Linked DNA regions of Mus musculus: regions 2 and 3 are each linked to region 1. A link is a loop called in an ENCODE intact Hi-C map of the cell type or tissue named here. Cell type or tissue: left cerebral cortex. All regions are shown on one strand. Links, peaks and the distances in the headings refer to the core of each region. The heading gives the core; the rest is flanking DNA. Region 1 has its middle 16 kb from the start of Tmc3. Region 2 holds the start of Cfap161 (cilia and flagella associated protein 161). Region 3 holds the start of Tlnrd1 (talin rod domain containing 1).

The links. Hi-C counts contacts between places; a loop is a spot of excess contacts. Peaks named below come from ENCODE experiments on the same cell type or tissue, not always from the same donor. Only the 100,000 strongest peaks of a DNase experiment are listed, where the experiment ranks them.
Region 2: it touches region 1 in a loop (5-fold over the local background); 17 of 42 quality-filtered maps call a loop at or near these places.
Region 3: a loop joins it to region 1, with 4 times the contacts of the local background. A loop is called at or near these places in 15 of 42 quality-filtered maps.

What each region holds. Positions count from the first base shown.
Region 1 is chr7:83,565,849-83,571,189 of GRCm38, reverse strand. No RefSeq gene overlaps it. Among named protein-coding and RNA genes, the nearest start is that of Tmc3, 16 kb to the left of the region's middle. In left cerebral cortex, for the core only: a CTCF peak has its summit at 2,930 (motif pointing left); a DNase peak (open chromatin) is centred at 2,907.
Region 2 is chr7:83,792,389-83,797,729 of GRCm38, reverse strand. Cfap161 (cilia and flagella associated protein 161) reads left to right here and starts at 2,891. Exons shown (of 7, transcript NM_029335.3): 1 at 2,891-2,988; 2 at 3,645-3,734; 3 at 4,286-4,521. The coding sequence starts at 2,920. In left cerebral cortex, for the core only: no CTCF peak of the experiment used is centred there; a DNase peak (open chromatin) is centred at 2,838.
Region 3 is chr7:83,881,686-83,887,026 of GRCm38, reverse strand. Tlnrd1 (talin rod domain containing 1) reads left to right here and starts at 2,686. Exons shown (of 1, transcript NM_030705.4): 1 at 2,686-5,341. The coding sequence starts at 3,806. The coding sequence ends at 4,894. It also overlaps a transcript of Mesd not described here. In left cerebral cortex, for the core only: CTCF peaks have their summits at 2,627 and 2,840; DNase peaks (open chromatin) are centred at 1,889, 2,675, 3,305 and 4,036; H3K4me3 peaks cover 3,468 bases; H3K27ac peaks cover 2,875 bases.

The DNA of each region.
Region 1 (5,341 bases), core at 87-5,086:
TGAGGACATAGGCTGGCCAGTCAGGACAGAAACCTTCAATGGCCTGTGGGGGCAGATGAGATCTGCTGTACTTCTCTGGCTGTTAAGACCATGCCTCAGAACCTAGACAGCCTACTTGTTCATTCCCAGGCCATGTTGGCAGGAGACACCAGCAGCCATGGAGTCTGGACTCCTGAAGACCAGAGAAGATGCAGATCAAAGGAATCAGAACCTGCAGCTTAGCTTATGGCCATCCAGGAAACCTGAGCTGTGGGAGTTTATGGCTCAGAAAGTCCTTAGAACATGGATGAAGACAAATGAAGGTTTATAGAAGGTCTGAAGTTCATTAAATAAAGCCTTCATTCATTCGTTCGTTCATCCATCCATCCATCTACCCACCCAGCTACCTATTCATTCATTCATTCATTCATTCATTCATTCAGTAATTTGTTGATCAATAGTGATTGGTGCTCACAATATGCCACTCTGTTCACTAATGTCTAGGACATAGTTGCAGGTGATTTAGCTTGTTTGGTGCTGCTATAACAGGCTACCTAAGACAAGGTAACTTATAAGGAACATAGATTTATTTCTCACAGTTCTAGAAGCTAGAAAGTCCAAGACCAAGGGGTATGCATATAATGAGGGCAATCATGCTGTATCATCTCTTGGTGGAAGCCAAGAGGCTGAGATGGGACAAGAAAGAGAGTTGGCCAGTGTGTACCTTTCTCTTTCTTTTTATAACACCATTGATCCTATCATCTGATACCTCCTTGGCCTGAAGACTGAATCTATCCCCCTATACCTTCCAGAGTCCCCAGCCACATATGAATTTGGGAACTGTGTCCATCAATCACACACAATCAAGGAATGTGTTTAGACTATAGTACCAGGTATCACTGGGCTCTTCTGTGAATCTCATGTCATGGTTCTGGCCAGCCAGGTCTTTCCCTGCTGTTTATACAGCATCAGTTTATACAGTATCCTATCACGGAACCACACAGTCCAGTCAGCTTTTCTGTAAACTTCACAGCATTCTCTGTGTCAAGGCAACTCTTGCTCTGCTATTGTCCTGTGTGCTTTCCTGGATGCATGCCAAAAAAGGAGAAGGATGCTGTCTTAGTTGGGGGGCTCTCTATTGCTGTGATAAAACACCATGACAACTATAAAAGAAAGAATCTATTTGTGCTTACAGTTTCATAGGCTCAAGAGTCCATGATGGTAGAAGGAAGGTAGGAACAGCTGAACTCATATCTTGATTCCATGAGCATGAGGCAGAGAGTGCTGACTCAAAATAATCTTTTGAAACCTTAAAATCCCATCCCCAGAAACATAAACTCTCCAGCAGGGCCACATCTTCTAATCTTTTCCAAACAAGCCACCAACTAGAGACCAAGTATTCAAACATCAGCCTATGGGGCCATTCTAATTCTAACCACCACAGACCACCTTTTAGGAAACTTTGTAGACACAGAATACTTGAAGCCACCTTAAGATCGGTAGCTCCACCCTCTAAAATTTGGGGGATTGATTTCTCATGTTTACATTGACATTTGGGGATCCAGATCTGGCTGGCATGGCAATACCTGGAGCTGTGTGAGGTCCCTGGAAGCCATCTTTTCCATAATTTCTGCAGAATTAATTGCAAACCTCATACACAGGATCAGAAAACACCACCACCACCACCTCTGCTTCTTGTGTTTGATTCTTGGCAAAATCTGGCTTATTGGTACACACGTATGTTTTTGTGTGTTTAAAATGGAGTTATGATTTTCTCAGTGCTGAAGGAAGTCCTATGTCTTTCACTAAAACTTGAATGTCTTTCTATCTTATGACTCAAATAGGTTGATTTTGGAATTCTCCTGTGACAGGGAAAGTAATATGCTTCAGAGGGTCTAGGTGCTGGTAGTTAGAAGCTGTTATGTTTTTTAAACAATATGAGTAGAGTGGACAGCTACCCCTCCAGGTAGAAGCGGTGGGGCCTATAGTGAATAATATTTCAGTTTCACTTTTCCTACAGCAGCAACTAAGAAGGCAAAACATGTAATGGAGATGCAGGATGACAGGGCTGACCTCAGCCTGGGTCCCTGAGAGACCTAAGCAAAGCTCTGCTGACATTTGCACAGGCCACAAGTGAGGAAGAAGACTGTACTGTAAGCCTCTCATCGGCTGGAGTCATCTGCTTCCACTCTGTAGCTGACCTAACATACCTTCTGCTCTCTCAATTTCTGCTTCCTTTCCTGGCTCCATAATTTGCTCAAGCCATCTGTCTGCTTATGGAGCCATTTGCCCTCTTCCGGGTTTATAAAATTTTATGTGTCCTGCATGGTCTATTTCAGGTTATCATTTGCCCAAGGATCACCCCAGTCTCTAGATCCTCTTGGTCAGTGTTGGTCATACGCTTCTCTAGTGATAGGAAGAAGAGTGTGTTCCATTTATACCAATTGCCTGCATACTTCCCTTAACTCAGAGCCCCTTGCCCACGTCTGATTCATTCAGAAACCTGAGAGCACAGCTCAGCAGTCCATGGGAGCTATAAGAGAACCTTAGTTTGTCTGGACCAAGTCTCATGAAGATAATACTGTGTGAAATAATTTTTAGTCCTCTGTTTTATGTAAAACAGTGGAAGGAAATGGAAAGCAGAAAACAACAGCAATAGCAATTTTTTCTTACATGAAGAAATGTGATGTTTAGAGTATATGAACAGCAAGCACATATGGCTGGAGAAGATAGCAGAGGGAAGACTGATGCTTTCTGAATGCCAGAGTGAGAATTAGCAGACACTTGGTAGATCAGACCCCCTTTGAAAACCTATCCTGTGGCTCCCAGATTCTCCTCCATGCGGGTCGGGTCAAGAGCTGAACTGGAGATTAATCAAAGCTGCTTAGTAGGCACAGAAGTTTCTTACCGCTGGGAATATCCCAGCGCTAACCAAGACAAAGTCTCCATCTTGTGGCTGCATTCAGATCTGCATCCACTCTTAGTTCAGCACCAAGAAGGCAGAAAGTTCGGCAAAGGTCAGGGACATCTGTTTGCAACAGAAACACATTTCTGTCATTTAAATACAGGGAGGTGGGTTCATCCACAGCAACTGGGCAGGAATTCCCACTTTCACCCCTCACCGTGTATTTGTTCTCTAAAGTTGAACGGCACCCCTGTATCTGCCGTTCCACACTCCCTGACCTATGTTCTCTTTCCCTACCTCTAAAGCTGCTGCGTCCACCTCGGCCGGCCGGCAAGGAAGACACAACATGGTCGGATTCTTCTCAACAGCCTTTATTGCAGGAACGTCTCAATGCTGCTATGGGGACCCCGGGAACCCAGGGAGGTTTGCTTAAATACTCTCAGCCCCCCTCCACTCACGGCAGGCCACGCCACCTCACCATGCACACAGCTTCAGCCAATCAGGGCGGCAGGGGCATGTCTCCACCAAATATGGACTTGTTTACACCGCCAGCATCATGGTGCACCTGCACAGTTCTCACGATGGTCGTGGCTTATTTTCAGGTGTATGAGGAAGTCAGGTGCAAGTCATAAGACTTAGCTGCAGTCCTGGGCGCCATCTTGGGACTGCTGCCACACCCGCTCCTTACATAAAGCCAGCAAGGTAACAACTCACGTAGGTCTCTGATTGCCTTCCTATTCTCCCACCCCCACCCTCATGCCAAGTCCACGGAGATCACCCGGGAAAAATCTCACTATCACAGGACCCACAGTTTAATCACATTTAGAAAGTCATATTTGCCCTAGAAGAAAACTTCCTCAGCTTCTAGGGTAAGGCTCACTGTTTTGTGGACCATTGTTCAGCCTACTGTGGGGAGGAAGAGAAAAGGGTCTGTGGGAGTATAACGGTGAGCATGGTGGCCCCTTACAGCCCATTCTTTGCCCACACTGGACTATAGCCATAACTGGCCACTCACTGTCTTTAGTGCTGTCTTTAGAGCGCCCAGAGTGGTTTCTGGATAGTAAGTCCAGGGTTAGGGCCACCCTCCCTGCTGAGTACTCCTCTTGGGAATGGATGCTCAAACCAGTACCAGGCAGCCCAGGATACCCCTACCGCCACTATCATCACTGTGAAAAGAGAATTTATCTTTGTGTCGACTGTCTGGAGGGACAATAAAGGTCAACAGGCTGTCTTTATAAAGGACTGTAACCTTGTGTTTGTTTGTGAGCCTCTATTTGACTTTTTTTTTTTTAATTATGTATGTAATGGCTTGGGGATGGCCCTGTTACTGAAGTCTTTGCCATGAGAGCATGAGGATTTGAATTGGCTTTGCAGAACCTATGTTAAAAAGCCAGACATGGTGGTGACATGTTCTTGTAACTCCAGGATTGGAGGAAGTGACAAACAGATTCTGGGGGCTGCCAGTCAATCTAGTCTCCCTGGTGAATGGCACATCAATGAAGCCCTTATCTTAAAGACAAGGTAGACAGTGGATAGAACATCAAAGCTTAATCTCTGACCCCTAAGGCACGCATGTATTCACGCACACACAGGCACCCATGTGGATAAGTGAATACACACCCCACACAAACACAAACTATGTGCTTTTATTATCTGGGAGGTTTTTTAAATTAAAGTAAAAAATATACTTAAAAAGACAGAACTAATAAAAGCAGTGCACTTTCAAGGTAATGAGATCGCTGTTCAAAATATCTTGTGTTTTATTATCGTTTTTTTTTTTTTAATTGTTTCAGAAGTATATTGGCTCCAAGGAGAATTCCCCATAGGGTTATCTGAAGACAATGGCTGTGGTTCTGCCTGATACGTTCTGTCTACTGTAGACATTGTCTAAATCAGAACTCATTTTGGTCCTCAGGCTTTATACTCAGCAAACAGCAAGCTCTTCCTAAGGCTGAACTGACCAATTCTCTTTCTTTTTTGAAGGATCCCTCCTGTTAGAGAGTTCCTGTAATTATTTGTGACATATTCTTTGTGGGTCATTTCCTGGAACTAATAATAGATGCGGAGTGGCTTCTATTCAGTACCGATGAGTATGAGGAACGCCCTCTCTGAACATGTTATTCAAAAATCAGGACTTCTTCCCCGGGCTGGAGGCCAGAGCCTCCTGCGGGGAACGAGTCCACACAACAGCTAGCTCAGCATGTGCTGGGGTTCGTTTCCTGTCCTTTGAACTTGGTGCTGGGTCATCCAAAGAGGGCTCCTCTGTCTTCCTTGGTGTTCTGAGAAACAAGTTGCTTTTCCATCTCACTTTTTGCTCTACTGTCCTGTCCCACTTGCTTTGGCATGATGGAGAGAGAGAGAGAGAGAGAGAGAGAGAGAGAGAGAGAGAGAGAGAGAGAGAGAGAGAGAGAGAGAGAGAGAGCGCAAGAGCAGAGGGAAGGCCAATGCTTTCTGAAT
Region 2 (5,341 bases), core at 116-5,115, 230 kb before region 1:
TCTTCTGATGGGTAAGTAAAGTTCTGCTCTTTTAGTTCTTATTTTATTGGCTGTTGCCTATGAGAGAGAGGTCCAGTTTCAATTCCCTCAAGGCCTCCTTGTTTAACACCCAGCCTATGGGGAACATGGAAATGCTTAAGGGGAGCAACATTGACTTTAAAGTCAGAAATCGGCATATAGAATCTTTGCTTTGTGAAACAGAACTCTTTCTCTCTCTCTCTCTCCCTCTCTCTCTCTCTCTCTCTCTCTCTGTGTGTGTGTGTGTGTGTGTTGAAATATGATCTCATTGTATAGCCCTAATTTGCTAAATAGATCAGGCTGGTGTCCAGCTCACAGAGATCTGTCTGCCTCTACTTCCCAACAGGAATTTAAAATATTTTTTTAAAACTATGTGCACATACGGGTATGAGTGTAGGTATGTGCACATGAGTACAGTGTCTGATAGAGGTCAGAGTTGTCAGATTCCCTGGTACTGGAGTTACAGGCAGATGGGAGCCACTCAACATGGGTGCTGAGAACTAACTCTAGCCCTTTGCCAGAATGGTGCTTACTCTTAACTACAGAGCCATCTTTCCAGCAACCCCTATGCCTATTGAAGGTAATTTTTGCAGGGCCCAGGCTGACCTCAAACTTACTTTATGTTTGAGGATGACCTTGAACTCCTGATCCTTCTGCCTCCACAGGGCGAGTACTGGGATTACAGATGTGTTCCAGCACACCTGGTTAGAGCAAGGCTCCTTCTGAGGGCCATACTATCAAGTGAATGCCTCATCATGCAAACATCATTTGCGGAGCCTTCCAGTCAAAGTCTTAAAGTTCCTCCGTATCTGCTATTGGCCCTCCCAGATCTCTGATCTTTTTCATGTTCTTAAATACCAGCTGCAGTGGATCTGGACATGATTGATTCACGGTGAGGAATAACCATAATAGACGTGGGTTTTGGAAAAAAAATCGCTTTGTACTTTGTTTCCAGATCAATTATTGCATGCGAGTTCCTCTCCAACATCAGTATTGGCTTTGAGCGCTTTGGGTGATAGTGAGCAGAAGAGAGTAAGAGCAAATGAGACAGTCTGGAGATGTCCCAGTGTGAGCTGCAGGAGATTGCTTCCAAGAGAACCCCACACACTGCTTTATAGTACCCTGTAATCAATAGGAGACACACCTTTTCAAACGGGGGCCAAAGCACCCTGTAGTAAATAATAAGCCAGTAACATAGTCATCTAGTGTCACTCTGAGCCTAATGTGCCATCTGTAATTGTGTGTGGCCTGCTTTTGTTCAGCAGATGTCACACAGGGTTTTCTCTTTTATACCAGCGTCGCCAAAAGCATGTGAGGGCTGCTTGGTGACTTGATGGCGCTGCCATGACATCACCAGACAGCAGCTTGCTTTTAGATTATTATGTTCCTGTATGAGCAATTACACATGCTGTCTATTGTTCACTGCATGCTACAAGGCTGGGTTTAGCAGTTTGAACCTAGGGATGCTGCTAGCTTCTCTGAGTCGGTCTCCAGTCTATCACATATTCTGAGTGACTCCTGTCTGATCCAACAGAATGCCTGACTTAGCACCTTCAGAAGCACCTGAGAGTGTGTGTGGTGCTGGAGGGGCAGGCAGTGGAGCCAGAGAGGAGCAGAATATTCCTACTTTTGTGTCTTATGCTTCAGCCTCCGGCTCAGGTCCTTCCAGGTCGACAAGGACACCTCCCCACTACCCCAGGTTTTGCTCAGTTGTCATTCTCATAGTCCCCATGACAGGAATGATTCATCCATCAGCTCTCCCAGTCTGTCTTTCATCACATCTTCAGTGACCTGTGTGTATTACAGTCTTCTGAAGTAATTTGTTTTCAGCATCTGGCTTCCCTTGATAGACTGGGTTTGGCTCTCACCTTCCACTTCTTGCTTGGGGTGGGAGACTCTGCACACTGGGGGACTGATTAATGAATGTATTCAGCTAGCAGCCAGCAGCCAGCAGCCAGCAGCAGGTGGTACTACCTAACTGCCTGTTCACCCCACTCATAACACAATATCCTCTTTAGGAAATGTTGGCTACACAAACTTTTTTAAATTAAAAAAAATTTTTTTTTAATATCAGGAGTGCCTGTAAATTGCAGGTTTGTCTTTGTGTTTGGACATGGGAAGGGAGGGTTGCTATAAAATTTGTGAAAATACAGACTGTCACAGAAATAGATATACACATTAATATATGCTAACACAGTAGTTTCTTCCTTTGGAAGCTGTGAGGTTTCGGCAATGCCCCTCTTTTTGTGTTTAGGTTTTCCAGCGTCTACAGTAAAGGGGTGATGTTTTGTGAAATTGCTGCTGACAGTGATTAGGAAAATAGGCTGGAGTTGAACCAAGCTTCCACAGAAAAGCTAGGGGCACTCGGGTTCCACAGCACTTTAACTTAGATTTTAGTTTAAAAAGCAAACAAGACAAACAAACAAACAAAATACAAAACCAAACATCAACAAGAACAACTCAATATTTTATGCCAGTTGTAGGCTGCACACCTGTGAGTCAAGAAGATCTCCAGCGCAAGACCTGACTGTGTTACATCATAAGTTCAAGGCCAGCCTAGGGTATGTATCCAGACCCTAACTTAAAAACCAAACTCTCCCCCAAAAAACAACAGAAAAAAAGTTTCAAAAATTTCTCCGCCTAGGGAACATTTGGAACAGTGTCCCCCGTCAGGGGTTTCCCAGATCTGCTTTGAGTGCTAGTCATCTGAGACAGTGGCAGTGGTGGGAGGGGCAGGGCGAGCTGGAGGGGGCGTGGGTCTAGTATGCTGTCACTTATTGGCCAGCCAAAGAGATCTTGACCAACTGGCAACTGGCAACTGCCTGGTCGTCATGGCAACGAAGCACGCTAACTCTGAGTGTCAGTGGAGGCTGGAGCTGGCTTTCAAGAGAGCAAGGGGCGATGGCGCAGAACGTGTATGGTCCTGGAGTGCGGATGGGCAACTGGAACGAAGATGTCTATTTGGAGGAGGTGCGCAGACTCCTGTCCTCTCGCATCCCTAGGATCCCAGACCCTATCCTGCTATCCTGCATGTTCTCTCTCTGCTGAGCATTTAGCATCCTATCACCCATCTTCATCTACTGCCCCCACCCCCCCTGTGCACCTTTGCTACCCGAGGTAGTTCACCTGCTGTCTCTGAGCACCCATGCTCACTGAATGTCCCGCTCCACATTTCCTGAACCCAGAGCAAGAACAGCTTGCCGCCTCCCGGGCCCTCTGGCCCTCACTAGGTTTGTGACACTCTCAGGTCCTGGAAAGGTTCTGGGTTACAAACATATGGAGAGGCCTGGGCTTTTCACATTCTCACCCAAGTCAGGAGGACCCCAGTAGAGACTGCTGACCTCCTATATATCACTCCTGATTGTTTCTGGACGAGATAAGCACAGGGGTCCTATCCTTCCCTTCCTTATGCATTTCTCTTTTCATCTCCTGCTCCCCGCCCCTGCCTCTGCCCCCATGACGTGCTGCCTACTGACATTTTTGCCATCCCCAGAGCGATCACGTTTCCTTTTGTGTCCTTGAACTGTCTTTGAACTTGAAGTGCTTCTGAGGAAAAAGCTATCAGTACCTGTGCTCTGCAACAGCTCTGTCCCTGACTCCCCTTTTCTCGGTCTCTGCATCCCCAGGAGCGCATGAGACACTTCCTAGAGAAGAGGGAAAAAGGAGAACTTCTTATTCAGAGAAACAGAAGAGTGAAGAAGAACATTTTGAGACCGGTAATGTCAAATTCCAATGCCAATTTCAAAATTCTGCCTAGTTAAGTGTGAGTTAGGCAAAGAAAATTTCTATGAACAAAGTAACCATTTAGAAACTTTTAAAAAAATTAATAAAAAAGTATAGTGTTAAAATTCCTCTAGATTTTAGAAATTTAGATTAAGGGTTAAGATTAGGTTAAGAAATTTAGAATTTAGATTAAGGGAAGTCTGTCCTTAATTATGTTTACTTAATTGTTTGCATTTTCTAATAAAGGGGTGGATTAATGCTTTTACAAGTAAAGTGCCTTTCAGCTGCTGTGCAAAAAAAAACGTTTAATAACATTGAATTGAATAAATTGACAACGGTAAACTATGTAGAGTCCAACAGCTTCGCATGATCTTGTTTGGGGGTCATCAAGAGCTTGAAGGATGCTAACCAAGGATCTGAGGAAGGGAGGCCTTACTGAAATGGATCTAGTCTGAGAAGGAAAGGAGATACACCTGGGAGGGATCTTGACCCCAGCAGCTAAGGAATTGAGTAGCTTATTGGAAAATTCCTATTAAAATTGTAGATGCAGCTTTCGGTATCGGAAGATGGATATGTCCACTATGGCGATAAAGTGATCATTGTGAATCCTGACCAAGTCCTGGGGGAGGAAGCTGGCAAGTTTATGAGAGGAGACCTGAGCCTGTGTATGAGCCCAGATGAAGTTAAAGCGCAGCTTAGTGATGACTTAGAGATACCCTGTGGTGTGAGTGCTGTGCAGACCATCGCCCCGATGGGCAGGAACACCTTCACCATTTTGAGGTAGAGACGCTCAGCTTCAGAGCATGGGAGTATCTGCTTAGACTTGTAGCTTGTGGTGGCACACAATTGTTATCCCAGCACTGGGGAGGCAGAGACACGCAGATCGCTGAGCCTACCTTACTTAGCGAATGTTGAGGACCCTTTACTGGCCTGCTTGTTGACAACAGCAGGAAAAGTAGGTATTTGTGTTCAGTTAAAAAATGCTTGCTTTATGATGATTTGATACAAAGTATTAAGCTTACATTCTGTCTGGAAGCAAAGAAGGATTTTTTTCAAATAATGTTATGGGATGCTTGCTTTATGCTCACAAGAGTGCTGGCTTGCATTCTTCTTGATGGAATGTTAGCTTCCCCCCCAAAAAAGTCATTTATGAAAAGGTTGCACAGGACGGGCTTTGCTCTTTTAAAATCGATTGTCTACTAAAAATTGACTTGAGGTTTTGGAAATGATCCGCAGGACCCTTAGAGACGTACAATCGCAATTTAAAACGACCGACTTCATGCCGGGCGTGGTGGTGCACGCCTTTAATCCCAGCACTCGGGAGGCAGAGGCAGGCGGATTTCTGAGTTCGAGGCCAGCCTGGTCTACAGAGTGAGTTCCAGGACAGCCAGGGCTACACAGAGAAACCCTGTCTCGAAAAACCAAAAAAACAAACAAAAAAAAAAACAACCGACTTCACATTGTGGGAGATTTAGTGACAATGTCTCAGTGACAAGAATAGAAACTGCTATCTGTGTCCTTAGTTTAATGTTTCTTGAGTACACATGGGTTGTGGTAAAACAACTTAAAGCTGATGACAACTTTTATTCCCTGGAAGATT
Region 3 (5,341 bases), core at 230-5,229, 320 kb before region 1:
GATCATCTGAGACCACTGTCCACCTGTGAGCACAAACATAAAACCAAGAAACCCAAGTCCAAAGTTATGATATGGCCAAGACTGCTCCTTACCAACCACTGGGTGGCACTGTATACCACAGACAGCTTGGTTGCTTGTCCACAAATTCTGGGGGTATACCATGAATGTCTAAAGTTCATACAAGTGAATATTATTTCCTATAAAAAGGACATTCTGATACGTTATCGCACTGATTAACCTCAATGACATTATGCTTAATGAAATAAGACAGACACAAAAGAACGGAGTGCTTCAAATCATCAAGTTCACGGATGAAGTTGGTAATGGCCAGAGACTAGAAGAGAGAATGGAGAGATGTTATTTCACAGGTAGTGTGTCAGGGAAGATGAAACTTTTCTGAAGGTGGATGGTGCTGGGCACAGTACCTCCCCCCTCAAAAAAAACCTCCCAACCCCCTACCCATCCAGCAGTGACAGGAAGAGCAAGGTGAGAAGGAACAGGGAGATCTTAGATTTGGTTTCCACTGCTTTGGTTTGCAGGTCACCTCGATTTCCCTAGCACTGATCAGAATGCATAATTCTGCCTAACATGACCTAAACACTTAGTATGCAGTACTTTGTTTGTTTGGTTTGGTTTTTTGAGACAGGGTTTCTCTGTGTAGCTCTGGCTGTCCTGGAACTCACTCTGTAGACCAGGCTGTCCTTGAACTCAGAAATCTGCCTGCTTCTGCCTCCCAAGTGCTGGGATTAAAGGCGTGCGCCATCACTGCCCGGCTAGTATGCAGTGGTTGATCTGCTGTCCATTTTTGTCCTGTGCTTTTACTGAGTAAACAGTAACTGGGAGCACTTATTTGTGAACCTTCCCTTCCGGGACTCTTATCTTCACAAGCAGAGGCTGCTCTATTACAATCTATAGTGTAAGCGCAGTGCCTTGAACAAGGGCTGGCACATGGTAGACACCCAGCGTTTGAGCTGTAAGTGAACAATGGCAGGAGGTAAACAAGAAAGAACCTGGAAAGATCAGTTTAGGAAGAGTGACACTATCTGAAAAACGAAGCCTTGGTGGCAGGCACCTTTGCCTGCTGAGCTATCTTACTGGTCCCTCTCTTAGGTTCTCAGAGTTAAGGAAACTATTTTTTAGGATTCACTGCTATTCCTGGGTTACCAGGGAGGAAGTAGCCCTATAGAATTCTTGTTAAGAGAGCCATTGGTTTTACTGGCTTCAGTTTGCAGAGACAGTTGGTTCACCTAAAATCTAAAGCATCTGCAAGGGCATTTTTTTTTAATTATTATTTTTGATTATGAGTAGGGCGGCTATCCAGGTTTTTACCGGTTGTTCCTCATTAACTTATATTAATAACTTGACTCATAATTTATTCTGTAAACTATTGGGGTTTGGACGATAAATTTGAGGCCATCCAACTTATAAATAACACTTATAACTGGCTTAAAAATGTAGGACGTGGAGGTCCTACGAAGAGACAGAAGAACAAACATTTCCATTGGCTGAGCACACACTGGCAGTGCTGGGCACCAGCAGAAGACTTCAGGGCTCTTGAGAGAGTGCTTTACTGGGAGGAGGCCCAGGTGTTCCAGGAGTTTCTGGCAGACAAGGTCTGCACAAAGAAAGGGAGTGGGTGTGGCCAGTGGGTTTAGGGGACCTTCTCTTTTAGCCACTGCTGTTGTTAAGAGCCTAGGGAGTCACTTAGTCCACCTGGCCACAAAGCCCTATGGCACAGGCCTACAATCACCAACTACAGACCCTGAAGGAGGATCGCCAGAAGTTCAAAGCCTGTCTGCACAGTTAAATTAATAAATAAAAAGTACAGTAGCTCAAGGTCCTCCGTTTAATTCCTCGTTACAGGGCGGGGAGCCATCTGGGCCACCAGTTTCCCAGCCTGTAACCCAGAGATAACAGTGTTTACCTCCAGAGACTGGCTCTTTACTTAACAATGGTTGCTATTATTCCATTATATAGATGGAGTCAGGAAAGGGCGAACTGCTGATCAAGGCACATTGGAATTCTAGCCAGCTGGAACCGAGGTCACCATACACTACCTGACTACAGTAACTTGGGAGAGAAAACTTGCCCAAGGTCACACAACTCCTAAACGGCTGGGGGGGGGGGGGGTAAGACCAACCTCAGGGAGGGTCTATCACTGAGTCAAACAAGCTGTGGGGACTCAAGCGTGATCAGAGCTCCTTTTCACTGTTTCACGGAAACCCACCCACAGGAGAGGGTCCAACACAACAAAGGGCGGAGGAGGGCTTGCAAAAGTCATCGAATCTCAGAGGTGACTGGAATCCGGAGGCGGTGGGGAGATCCCGGGAGTAATGAGTGGCATCCTCCCCAAGCAAGCAAAACAGATCACCTTTTACACTAGCTCCCTCGGCAGGGAGGAAGCATCGAGTCCTGGGGCATGCTGAGAGCTTACGTAAGGCCACTAGCGGCTGCGCCCCGGTGTCCCCAGGGTATACACAGCGCCTGGGCGCGGAGCGAGGGCGGGCCTTCCCCACCACACACGCTTCCCAGCCTCTCCGGATGCAGGGACCACCGGCCCCAGGGCCGCAGCGTCGGGGCTGGGCGCGGCGTCCTCCCACGGCCCCCAGCTTCCCGGGGGAGGAGCAGCGCATCGCGCAAGCATCCGGGATCGGCGGAGGGGGCGGGAGGAAGGGCGAGAGGAGGAAGCGGGATTTAAACGAAAGGCGGTGACGCCACACAAAAGATTCCTATAGGCTCCGGGGAGGTTACGGCCGAGGTGGCGGCGGCGAGCCGGGGGCGAGGCGGACGCCAGGAGGCGAAAACTGCAACCGTGCGCGGGCAGGCGGGTGTCCCCTGGCCTGCGGTCTCCTCCCTTCCTTTCAGTTGCTCGGAGGTCGCTCGGAAGTTGCTGGTTGACAAACATGGCAGGAGTCCGGGCCCGGGTCGGCCTCCGCGACGCCGCGCTCACCTTCTGAGCCGACCACCCTGGGGCGTCGGATGCGCGGGGCCCGCGGGCTCTGCGGGGAAACACAGATGGAATCTCCACGACAGCCGGTCGCCGGCCGCAGGCCATTCAGGAGGGGAGGGCGTGCCGCCGCGGCGCCGGGCCGCGCACTCTGAACCGCCAGGCGGGAAGGCGCGGCCGCCCAGCACCCTGCGTTGCAGCCTCCCGCCCGACTGACTCCGCGCGGCCGCCACAGAGCCAGCCACGCCCTCGGCCCAGTGGCCGCCCAGCGCCCTAAGAGCCGGAGCAGGAGATGCGGCCGCGCGCCCCCGGGCGTCAGCTCCGGCCGCCGTCGCCAGCCTGTACCGTCTGGCGGGGTCGCCGCCCCTGAAGCCCACGTGCGCTGCTGAGCCGGATAGCCGCAGCGCAGCGGCTGACAGCAAAGCCTGCCGGGGCCGCCGCCCGCGCTCCTCTAGGAGCAGAGGATTTTGATTTCAAAGGAAGGAAGGAAGGAAGGACAACTCCCAGCCTCCCCGTCCCGCCCTCTCCGCTCCGGCGGCCCGGCCGGCCATGCCCAGGAAGGTGGCGACAGCCCGGCAGCGGGGACTTTTCTGGTAGGCTAGTGAAGAGGGGCGCGGACTAGGAGTCTGCCGTGCCCCGGCTCACGGTTCCCGCGAGCTACACAGCGCCCCGAAGAGCTTGCCGCGGGCTTGGGCCCGCCCTGCGACGCCCGGCCACCGGCCGCCGCCACCCGGATCTCTGTGCCCGCCGCGGTGGGTGGCATGATGGTGCGCGGAAGGCAGCGCGGCCCTGGCCAGCTGAGTCGCGGCGGCGGTGGTAGCGGGCTCCCCAGCGGCATGCCAGTGCCCCCTGGGCGCGATGGCTAGCGGCAGCGCCGGGAAGCCCACTGGCGAGGCGGCTTCTCCGGCTCCTGGGAGCGCCGTCGGCGGGGCCAGCTCGCAGCCGCGGAAGAGGCTGGTATCTATCTGTGATCACTGCAAGGGCAAGATGCAGCTGGTGGCCGACCTGCTGCTGCTGTCTAGCGAGGCGCGGCCGGTGCTCTTCGAAGGCCCCGCCTCCCCTGGCGCTGGTGCGGAGTCCTTCGAGCAGTGCCGGGACACCATCATCGCGCGCACTAAGGGGCTGTCCATCCTCACCCACGACGTGCAGAGCCAGCTCAACATGGGCCGCTTCGGAGAGGCGGGAGACAGTCTTGTGGAACTGGGCGACTTGGTGGTGTCGCTGACCGAGTGTTCTGCACATGCGGCCTACCTGGCAGCCGTGGCCACACCGGGCGCTCAACCTGCACAGCCAGGCCTTGTGGACCGCTACCGTGTGACACGCTGCCGCCACGAGGTAGAACAAGGCTGTGCTGTGCTGCGAGCCACCCCACTGGCGGACATGACCCCACAGCTGTTGCTGGAGGTGTCGCAGGGCCTGTCTCGAAACCTCAAGTTCCTGACGGATGCGTGCGCCCTGGCCAGTGACAAGTCACGGGACCGCTTCTCTCGCGAACAGTTCAAGCTGGGCGTCAAGTGCATGAGCACAAGTGCATCCGCGCTGTTAGCATGCGTACGCGAAGTGAAGGCGGCACCCAGCGAGCTGGCCCGCAGTCGTTGCGCGCTCTTCAGTGGGCCCTTGGTGCAGGCGGTGAGCGCTTTGGTGGGCTTTGCCACCGAGCCTCAATTCCTGGGTCGCGCAGCTGCCGTGAGCACTGAGGGCAAGGCGGTGCAGACCGCCATCCTGGGAGGTGCCATGAGTGTGGTGTCGGCCTGCGTGCTCTTGACCCAGTGCCTCAGGGATCTGGCGCAGCACCCAGATGGGAGCGCCAAGATGTCGGACCACAGGGAGAGGCTGAGGAACTCGGCCTGCGCCGTGTCTGAAGGCTGCACCCTGCTATCTCAGGCTTTAAGGGAAAGGTCTTCACCCAGGACTTTACCGCCAGTGAATTCCAATTCTGTGAATTAGCACTCCCCACGCTCCACCCCCACCCCAGCCCCTATACCTGTTTTCCACCCCAGGCTAAAGGAAGACACTTAACCCCTCCCCTCTCCATTTATACCAAAGAATCCATAGGTGATCCCCTCCCTCATGTTAAATGCTCAAGAGGAATTTTCCAGAAGGCAGGGCCATGCAATCATCAAGTACTCAGAGGGCCTGGGTGTCCACCAGCCCACTATAGGGACTCAGACACAGAGAAGATGGGTAGTCTGCTGGCTGCAGGGTTAACCCTACACACTCGAGCCCCTCAACTCAGTTATCAATTGGGCAGGAAAGAGGTCATGGGCTCATTTCTTCCTTCTTTTTAATTAATGAAAGGTTACCTCAGTTTTCCCTCCTTTAGACATGGATGTAGCTACCTTTTTGTATGTCGTTATTTTTGTTGAATTAGAGTATACATGGTGTGAAAAAGAG